Regions from separate parts of the Homo sapiens genome. Here region 2 is linked to region 1. Evidence: read pairs that join two places in POLR2A ChIA-PET (ENCODE). Cell type or tissue: GM12878. All regions are shown on one strand. Links, peaks and the distances in the headings refer to the core of each region. The heading gives the core; the rest is flanking DNA. Region 1 overlaps ABHD2 (abhydrolase domain containing 2, acylglycerol lipase). Region 2 has its middle 10 kb from the start of RLBP1.

The links. ChIA-PET counts read pairs that join two places held together with the same protein. Peaks named below come from ENCODE experiments on the same cell type or tissue, not always from the same donor. Only the 100,000 strongest peaks of a DNase experiment are listed, where the experiment ranks them.
Region 2: POLR2A ChIA-PET joins it to region 1 with 7 read pairs; 3 of 35 experiments call an interaction of 5 or more read pairs at or near these places.

What each region holds. Positions count from the first base shown.
Region 1 is chr15:89,164,554-89,169,932 of GRCh38, forward strand. All of the region lies in intron 5 of ABHD2 (abhydrolase domain containing 2, acylglycerol lipase), which reads left to right. Among named protein-coding and RNA genes, the nearest start is that of RLBP1, 54 kb to the right of the region's middle. RefSeq lists enhancers at 2,713-3,912, 2,822-3,191. In GM12878, for the core only: no CTCF peak of the experiment used is centred there; DNase peaks (open chromatin) are centred at 2,928 and 3,318; H3K27ac peaks cover 2,242 bases.
Region 2 is chr15:89,228,879-89,234,257 of GRCh38, forward strand. No RefSeq gene overlaps it. Among named protein-coding and RNA genes, the nearest start is that of RLBP1, 10 kb to the left of the region's middle. In GM12878, for the core only: no CTCF peak of the experiment used is centred there; no DNase peak of the experiment used is centred there.

The DNA.
Region 1 (5,379 bases), core at 185-5,184:
AGGCTGGCAGATCACTTGAGCCCAGGAGTTTGAGACCAGCCTGATAGAACATGGTGAAACCTCATCTCTACTAAAAATGAAAAAAGCCAGGTGTGATGATACACACCTGTAATCTCAGCTACCTGGGAGGCAAAGGCAGGAGAATCGCTTGAGCCCAGGAGTGCAGTGAGCCAAGATTACGCCACTGCACTCCAGCCTAGACGACAGAGACTGACCCTGTCTTTAAAAAAAAAAAAATGGCAATAATATAAAAGTGCATGGCATAGAGTCCAGCAAATACCAGTAAACAATAACGATTATCATCTTCATTGGCCCTTCACTCTAACTTTGTGTTTTCTGTGAGCCACCTTAGAGGAGAAAAGGTAAACATTTACTTGAACTGTTAAATGACCTTACCTCTGCATCCAGTTCATACAGTTGACCTCATGTGAACTTTGGAATTTCTGCAAGGACGAGTTTAAGAACCTGCTCGTGTTGAGCATAAAATTCTTCCTTCTTTGAGCTCAGTCTGAGTTACAGCTCTGTGTACAGGGATGTCGGCTGTGGTGATTATTCTGCAGTATGCAATGCTTGCTTTCCAGCTGGACAACCTTCAGTATTGGCCTCTTGGCCAAATCTGTTTGGGCCACACGCCTCCAGCTCAAAGCCACTGGCTTCTATATACAGAGCCAGCCCTTAAAATCAGTACTGGAAAGAGTTTTTACTGTAGTACATGCTACATTTTAACCTTCTAAAAAATGTTTTTTTTTTTTAAAAAAATTCCTCACACTTAACTTTTGTATAGTTCATAAATTCTTTAAACTGGAAAATACTAAATATGTCTCTTTTGATAAAGACATTAGCTAACCTGAGTAAAAATAAATGTGAAGAACACCTACAAGAGTAAAGTTTACCAAACTGTCTTAAATTTCTTATTGTGCCAAGCGAGGTGGCATGCACTTGTAATCTCAGCTACTCAGGAGACTAAGGCAGGAGGATAGCTTGAGGGTAGGAGTTCAAGACCAGCTGGGCAACATAGCAAGTCCTTGTCTCTAAAAAAAAAAAATTTTTTTAACTAATAGGGTACTCTACTGGGTCAGGCCAGGTAAACAACCCTGTCATGTGGGTGAGGTCAATAACACTTGGAAATCAAGGAAGATGAAGAAGTCATGAAGATTTTCTTGAAGTGTATTTATTATAAAGAGCCTAATCTTTAATCGAGGCACTGCAGCAGTAGACATGTTGGCTTACTCTTTATTGACTTAATTGACCTTCTAAACTAAACAATGTTTGGAATGTGAGTGTTTTTGTCAGTGATTCTGTAGGGGCCCAGTGAATTCAGGCAGCATTCTGCTTCTTCTGTCTCTCTTTGGCCGAGTGCCTTATCCCAACAGTCCAGTATTCATGTTCAGAGCAAAGAAGAGGTAGATCAAATCCACTAGCCAAAGAATAAACTGAAAACCAGAATTTTCCAGCTTGTGCTTATTCTGGCCTCCATATCATACCTTCATATCTTGAAAGTTTTATCACCAGAAAATCAAGAGCCAAGTAACAAAGGATCTTATTAGTTTGATCTTGATTTAAAGAGAGAAAAAAATAGGATTAAAAACAATATCTTCTATGTCAAGTGAAAGGAATAAAAATAACCTGGCTCTGGCTCCCCAAAGGTAACGAGTCCCTTAGGATCATGAGCCTTCTAAGAACTTAGTACCCATCTCCCACCAAAACACCAAGCTGGGGCATTTGGCATTGAAAATGGCCTCGAATATTTAAATTGCTTTTTTCCTGTGAGTTTAAACAGGGAAGAAGTGGGCCCTTCCCTTATTTCTAAACTCTTGACTCTCGGGCATTAGACATCAAGCTGTGAGGAAGTACGTGAAATCACAGCATTGAATTCTCTTGCTGGGAGGAGGAAATCTTTAATGTCCAACTGGGTTTAATACAGGAACTTTTTTGTTTTTTAAACTATCTTTTGGATTAAGGCTGCAGTGAACCGTGATCATGCCACTGCACTCCAGCCTGGGTGACAGAGTGAGACCCTGTCTCAAAAACAAAACAAAAATTATCTCTTGGGCTGGGTACAGTGGCTCACACCTTTAATCACAGTGAGACCTCATTTCTACAAAAAATAAAAATAAATTAGCTGGGCATGGTGGCTCATGTCTGTAGTCCCGGCTACTCTAGAAGCGCTGTGCCCAGGAGTTCAAGGCTACACTGAGCTGTGATCATGCCACTGCACAGCCTGAGCTACAGAGTGAGACCCTATCTCTTAAAACAAACAAACATATATACAAACAATCTTTTGGAACCTCAAGGTAAGGTCAGAAAACTTGGTCTTGCTTAGAGGACGGGACTTCAGTCTTAGAAGGGAGGGAGACCCCATCTCCCTCCATCTAATTACACATTCCAATTGAGACACTTTTGAGAGTAAAAAGGGACTTTATTAATAACGTTATAATAATTCATAACTTTATTAATAACTGCATCAGAACAATACATTCCAGGACCCTCTTGGAGAGACTAGGATGTAGGGTTACCTACCTTTAGCATGCTGTAGAGATCACCCATGATCCAAGACATCTCACTGTAAGAGCTTCAGGCAGTGATTTTTAAGGAACTTCTATTTTGTTTTTACTGCTTAATATCTTACAATCTTCTATTAGATCATAAACATAGGTGTTTCGATAAGCTTCTCATATCTACCATTTTCATTGGTGTAGACTCAATTTTGAATTGTATTCATAGTTATGAATTGTGTTGCCTCTGCATTAAACAGTTGAGTTTTATAATGGCAGAAGGGCACAATGGGAAGGGAGGAGGAAGAGATGGGTGAAGGGAGAGAGAGAATGTGAAAGTGAAGGTAGTGAGTTTGCAGAACTCAGACATCGTAGTAAAACACCTGGCAAGATCGTCTGCTGAGAGCCAGGGGCCAGGAGCTTCAGGAAGTGTGTCAGGGAGTCATATCCAAAGCAGAACAGTGGCCAAGAGTGGTGAGTTCTGCACTTTCAGGATGATATCTGAATACTTAAACCTTTAGCCATAAGAGGGCAGTTTTAGGCATCCTATACCTGGGGAAACAAGGCTGAAAACACTCATTTTTTAAAATCCTTATTTCAGAGATAAGGGCAAGGCCAACTAATTTGATAGCACAAAGGGGCCTTAACTTTATTTCTACAGCTATTGTATTCCTGGATGACTCAGCTTTAAGATAGTTTCCCCTTGACTTTAAGAAATGACTCACATACTTTTACTATGGAAGTGACAGGGGCTGCTAGGCCCCTAACCGCCCACCTGTCAGCGAGCCATGTTAGCTTAACTGTATTTTTCTCTTAGGCTAAACTTAGTGGGAAAGATATTCAAGTACCTCTTTCATGTCCCCTGCTTACTCATGCTGGCGAGTACTGTGTGCCTTTATTCCAGACGATTCAAACTTCCTTCTTATCCACCTGACATTTTGTGGCATATCCACAGATGCCATGCATGGGCCTGGCATGGAACATACAGAGATGACTCAGAGTCTCCATCCACAAGGAACACCAAGTCTCGAGTCCCTGTATTTTAGCCTATTTAGTCATGCTAGTGTCATTTGGGGAAGTGGCTGTTGAAATAATAGCTTTCAGGCAGCCTTTGCCTTGTCCTTCTTTAGGTGTAGGGGCTTGAGAAAAAGGTGAGGGGTCTTTTCTGTTCCCAGCAAGTTGCCTTTCCAAAATGGCCGTGCAATACTCATCTGTCTAAGGCCCAGCTAGTGTTTCAGATTTCATCTTACTTTAAAAAGCGGCAGCAAGATTATATAGTTACCTAGTGCTAATCCCATAAGAATTAAATACATAGAGCCTCATTTAAAAACAGATTAATGTAGCTGTTAGTAATAACAGGCCAGGGAGAGGCCCCAGGCACTAAAGGTGTTTGGTAACTGACATCAGGGGAGGTCCCAGGAGGACCTTCCAGAAGGCTGATCCTGGAGCTGGGCACCATGTCTTTGCCCTTCCCTTGCATGGGAGAGGTGGCATCTCTTCACAGAACATCCAGCAGTCTGTCTGACATCAGGCAGGGTTGGCCCTTTATCCAGATCAGATGTGTTTGGATTTAATTAAATTGAGGCTCCCAAAGTGCCTACACAATTAGCTGTAATTGCTCCTCAGTAGTGTAGCAAATCTGAGTTTTGTAACTGTCCCAATGACATCTGAACATCTGCTCTAGGTCTCAAATAATTAGTCTCAAACCTGAGTAATGATAGATGGGTCTAAAAGGAATCAAAGCTGGGTGCAGTGGCTCACACCTGTAATCTCAGCACTTTGGGAAAGGAAGCCAAGGTGGGCAGACCTCTTGAGCTCAGAAGTTCGAGACCAGCCTGGGCAACATAGTGGAACCTCCCAGGCAAGTTCGCCCATCTCTACAAAAAATCAGAAATTAGCTGGGTTTGGTGGCATGTGCCTATAGTCCCAGCTACTCAAGAGGCTAAGGTGGAAGGACGTCTTGAGCTTGGGGAGGTCAAGGCTGCAGTGAGCCATGATCATGCCACTGTACTCCAGCCTAGGGAGACAGAGCGAGACCGTCTCAAAAAAATAAGAATAAAAATAATAAAAGGAATCAAATGGTTGGGGGGAGTAAGATGTTTAATAATTGAAGCATAAATCTCTGGAGTACTATTACCTAAGTAGATTTGTGATATAAGGCAAGGGGCTTGGGCTTTGGGGTTGACATGGTCCAAAGTCTAGCGTTGGACTTTGAGTAGACACGGTCATGAGTAGACATGGCCCTACTCATTATGTGAGGGTGGACAAGTCATTTCATGTCTTTAAATCTGCTTCCTTGTCTGTGTTTAAGTTCCTAGAAGAGAGGCTGAACACTGTACATCTGTTGTTTCATCCATTCATTTAGGTAACACTGATTGAGTGCCCACCAAGTATCTGGCCTCACAGATACAGTGGTGAACAAGAGCAAGAATATCTTTGCTTCATGGAGTTTATAATCTAATAGAGTCTCATTCAATGTTGGAACCAAACATAAAGATATAGTTAGCTAAGAGATGACAAAATTAGGCAGAAACCTTAGGAAGCGGTGGAGAAGTAAATATTTAATAACAATTTAAAATAAGTTTCTCAGTACTATTTCTTAGGCAGGCAAATAATGTCCCCAGCACAAACCATTGCTCCAGCATGAGTGATATGTTGGGTGTCTTTAGCATTGTCGAAACTGGCCTGAGGAAATGTAAACATCTTTTTTTCCCTTATTTTTTTGCTAGATTTTAAAACTGGTTAGATTCATATTTAAAAAGAAATAAATACACATGAGAAAAACAGTCAAACTGTGCCAAAGGCTACATACAATGAGTGAAACTAGATCTTTTTCCTACCCTAGACCCCCAGTTTTTCTCCCCAGGAAATCAATATCTGCTGC
Region 2 (5,379 bases), core at 159-5,158, 64 kb after region 1:
GTGAGACCCTCTCTCAAGAAAAGAAACAAAAAACCAGTTTAACTCAGCATTTCCCAAATTTATGAGCCAGTGCAACCCTTTCATGAACAACTTTGGAACCATTGTTTCTCTGAACATGCTTGGGAATCACTGATAGCTGTGGTCTGTGGAAAGAATCTAGGAGAAGCTTGGAGGGAGAAGACAGCTCTGCTAGGGGGAATTAGGAAGGGCTTCCTAAAGAAAGTGATTTTCAAACTAACAAAAGAGCAAAAGTTTCACCAGGGAGACAATGTGGAGAAATGGAGTAGGTGTCCCTGAAAAGGACTCCCAGACAGTAAACAGCACATTTAAAAAATATGGAAAAGTAGGAGTTTGGGTGGTTTGGAGAATTGCAACTATGTAGTATAGTTGGAGCCTAGGGTTTGGGTAGGAGATAAGTGAAAAGATGAAGGCAGTGGCCAGATCCTTTAGGCCCTAAGATGCTATGTTCCACAATTCAAAGAATTCTGTTTCAATGTAAATATAAAATAAAATTTGTTGAGCACCTACTATGTACCAGGCCCTATGCCAGGTACTGGGGAAATGTTGCTTTATAAGACAGGGAGTCTTATAAGGGAGTGCCAAGTGCTATAGGGAGGTCGAGACGGGATTAAACCTGTCCACAGGATTTAAAAACAAGAAGGCGGCTGGGCACGGTGGCTCACGCCTGTAATCCCAGCACTTTGGGAGGCCAAGGCTGGTGGATCACCTGAGGTCAGGAGTGTGAGACCAGCCTGGCCAGCAAGGTGAAACCCCATCTCTACTAAAAATACAAAAATTAGCTGGGCGTGAGATGGGAGGATTGACAGCCTAAGAGTTTCAGACCAGCCTGGTCAACATAGTGAGACCCTGTCTCTAAAAAAATAGAAAAAATAACTTGATGTCGTGGCTTGCACCTGTGGTCCCAGCTACTTAGGAGGCCGAGGCAGAAGGATTGCTTGAGCCCAGGAGGTCACAGAAGGGAGTGCCAAGTGCTCCCGCCACAGGTGCCTGTAATCCCAGCTACTCAGGAGGCTGAGGCAGGAGAACTGCTTGAACCTGGGAGGTGGAGGTTGCAGTGAGCCGAGATCGCACCACTGCACTCCAGCCTGGGCGACAGAGCGAGACTCCATCTAAAACAAACAGACAAACAAAAACAAAAAACCAAGAAAGCTGCCATGATCTTGGCCACAGCTGTTTTGGTGAATTACCAGAGGTAAGAGAACGGCAGAGGAATGAATAGGAGATACAGAAACACAGAGAAAGACAATAGATGGCTCCTTCAAGAAATCTGGCTGAAAGCAGGTGAGAAAGAGGGCAGTAACTGTAAGGGAAGGGGGGCTCCAGGGGGTTGTTTTGTTTAGATGGATGGGGAAGACTTTTCTATCTCCTCCTTTATTCTCCATAGATGATCTCACTACTTCAAGGGGGCTAAAAATAGGTGCCCTTAGATGGGAACTTGGTTTTAACTCCTCACCACCAAAGGAGAAGATGTGTTTATGAAAGGGCAGCTGTAGAAAGTTAGAGGTTAAAGACCAAGGTCTGAGAGGGGTGATAGTAAGGTCCTCGCTGAGAGGTGGAAACCTTAAGCAGCTGTCTCTGTCTCTCCAGCAGAGGGACCAGCCTCGGCCGGGAAGGTGGAACACCCTCCACTGTTACAGGGAGCTGGAGGAAAGAACTAGTGCTGAGGACACTGAGTTTAAAGACTTGACGGTGGGGAGCTAATGCAAATTTCCATCTGAGGGCAATTATTTTTTTCTCTCTTTTTTGGGGGTGTGGGGGCGGGTCAAGTACAACTTCATGAAGAAAGGAAGGATAAACTTACTGGGGAAGATTATCTGACAGTGCTGAAGGCCCACCTGAGACTGGGGCACCCACTTAAACACACGTTACTTCTCAAGCACAATCCAGCAGCTGAAGTATAGCTCCAACAAGAGAATAGAGCTGGCTTCATACAGGGTTAGGGTTTGCTGAGTGAATGGGATGGAAAGAAAGGCAAAAGGGGGCAAAAGATAGGAGCAGTCGCTTATGCCTGTAATCCCAGTAATTTAGGAGGCTGAGGTGGGAGGATTGCTTGAGTCCAGGCATTTGAGACCAACCTGGGTAACATAGCAAGACCCCTTCTCTACAAAAAGTAAAATTAGCTGGGTGTGGTGGTGCGTGCCTATAGTCCCAGCTACTCAGGAAGCTGAGGTGGGAGGATTGTTTAAGCCTGGGAGGTTGAGGCTACAGTGAGTCATGATTACCCCACTGCACTCAGCCTGGGCAACAGTGAGACCATCTCAAAACAAATAAATGAATAGGCCAGGCACGGTGGCTCATGCCTGTAATCCCAGCACTTTGGGAGGTCGAGGCAGGCAGATCATGAGGTCAGGAGTTTGGGACCAGCGTAGCCAACATGGTGAAACCCCGTCTCTACTAAAAATACAAAAATTAGCCAAGCGTGGTGGTGGGCACCTGTAATCCCAGCTACTCGAGAGGCTGAGGCAGGTGAATCGCTTCAACTGGGGAGGTGGAGGTTGCAGTGAGCTGAGATTGAGCCACTGCACTCCAGCCTGGGCAGCAGAGTGAGACTCTATCTCAAAAACACAAAAAACAAAAACAAATGAACAAACAAAAACGGCCAGGTGCAGTGGCTCATGCCTGTAATCCCAGCACTCTGGGAGGCCAAGGCGGGCAAATCATGATGTCAGGAGATTGAGACCATCCTGGCTAACATGGTGAAACCCTGTCTCTACTAAAAATACAAAAAAATTAGCTGGGTGTGGTGGCATGCTCCTGTAGTCCTAGCTACTCGGGAGGCTGAGGCAGGAGAATCGCTTGAACCTGGGAGGCGGAGGTTGCAGTGAGTCAAGATCGCGCCACTGCACTCCAGCCTGGGCAACAGAGCGAGACTCTGTCTCAAAAAAAAAAAACAAACAACCCAAAAAATATAAATAAATGAATAAATACATAAATAAATAAATATTGCAAAAATGTGGTTTAACTATATAACCTTGGAATTGAAGATGAGGAGTCAGAGGCAGTGAAGATTAGAGAACAGGTAGGTGAGAGTAGTTGAGCAGGCTAATTGGATGGTTGAGAGGTTGCTATCTAAGTAGTGATTTGGGAGGTGGCTTGGGGTATGACCAGGAGAGTGAGTGGCTGAGGTGACATGGAGGAGAAAGTCATGGAGGTGGAGAGGGGAGTGGCCAAGAGGCCACATGTAGGATGAGAATGATCTAGGATGACAGCAGAATAGGGGCAAAGTAGAAGATGGAGAACAGGTATCCACCTCTCCACAGAAAAGGGCTGAGATGGCATCTCAAAGGCCCAGTTTGCTGATTATTTATAGACCAGAGAGGTCCACTAGATTTGCAAATGGGCCAGTATTTTTTTAACTTTTTATTTTGACATAATTTCAGATTTACAGAAAAGCTGCAAGAATGGTGCACAGAATTCCCACATGCCTTTCACCTAGATGTTAACACTTCATGTTTGCTCTTTCATTCTCTCAATATATCCAAGTGTATTTTTTTCTAAACTGTTTTAGCATTAAGTTGCAGACATGATGCCCTTCTACTCCTAAATACTTCAGCGTGGACTTCCTAAAAACAGGGACATTCTCTGCTTTGATCTGAATGCTTGTGGTTCCCCTAAATTCATACACTGAAATCCCAAGCCCCAAAGAGATAGTATTAGGAGGCAGGGGTTTGGGATTAGTGTCTTTATAATAGAGCACCTGAGAGCTGCCTTGCACCTTCCACCTTGCAAGGACACAGCAAAAAGGTGCCATCCATGGGAAAGTGGCCTTCACCAGATACCAACACTGCTGGTGTCTTGATCTTGAACTTCCCAGCCTCCAGAACTGTAAGAAATAAATTTCTGTTGTTTAGAAGCCACCCAGTCCATGGTATTTGGTTATTGCAGCCTGAATGGACTAAGATTCTCTTAATTAATCATGGTGCAATTATCAAAATCAAGAATTGAACAGAGCCGAGATTGTGCCACTGCACTTCAGCCTGGGTGACACAGTGAGACTCCATCTCAAAAAAAATAAAAAATAAAAAATAAACAAAAATGGCCGGGTGCAGTGGCTCACGCCTGTAATCCCAGCACTCTGGGAGGCCGAGGCGGGCAAATCTTGAGGTCAGGAGATTGAGGCCATCCTGGCTAACACAGTGAAATCCCATCTCTACTAAATATACAAAAAAATTGAACAGTAACACCATTGGATAATCTATACGATTTAATCAAATATTGCCAATTGTAAGGGGCCAGTTTTTATGTATTACTTTCCACCCTGCTTCTTTTCCTTTCTCCTTTTATTCCTCTTCTCTTCCAGGCCTTTGAGAAACAGGGAACAGATTGGGAGAAAAGAGCTAACACTTTTGTGTTTGTTTTGAACTTTCTATTTTCAAATGATTGCAAATTCACAGGGAGCTTAAAAGAAACAATATATCTTTTATGTCAAAATTTGGGTTTTGAAATTTCACGTTTCATTGAGATAATTTAAACCCATATTTTTCTAAGGCTATACTAATGATTTTGCATCCATTTAGCAAATACTTATGAAGCATGGCCAGGCGCGGTGGCTCACGCCTGTAATCTCAGCACTTTGAGAGGCCAAGGCAGGTGGATCACGAGGTCAAGAGATTGAGACCATCCTGGCCAACATGGTGAAACCCCATCTCTACTAAAAAATAGAAAAATTAGCTGGGCTTGGTGGCATGCACCTGTAGTCCCAGCTACTCAGGAGGCTGAGGCAGGAGAATGCTTGAACCTGGGAGGTGGAGGTTGCACTGAGCCGAGATCACGCCACTGCACTCCAGCCTGGTGACCGAGCGAGATTCCGTCTCTGCCGAGACCAGCTCAGTCATGGAGACCCTAACCCAGTGGTGCTAGAGGAATTAAAGACACACACACAGAAATATACAGTGCGGAGTGGGAAATCAGGGGGCTGACAGCCTTCAGAGCTGACAGCCCCGAACAGAGTTTGACCCACATATTTATTGACAGCATACCAGTGACAAGCATTATTTCTATAGATTATAGATTAACTAAAAGTATTCCTTATGGGAAATAAAGGGATGGGCCAAAACAAAGGGGTGGGCTCTGGCTAGTTATCTGCAGCAGGAACATGTCCTTAAGGCACAGACCACTCATACTATTGCTTGTGGTTTAGGAACGCCTTTAAGTGGTTTTCTGCCCTGGGTGGACCAGGTATTGCTTGCCCTCATTCCAGTAAACCCACAACCTTCAGCGTGGGCATCATGGCCATCACAAGCATGTCACAGTGCTGCAGAGATTTTGTTTATGGCCAGTTTTGGGGCCAGTTTATGGCCAGATTTGGGGGCCTGTTCCCAACATATTCCCCCTTGTTGCTTTTGCAAGATGATAAAA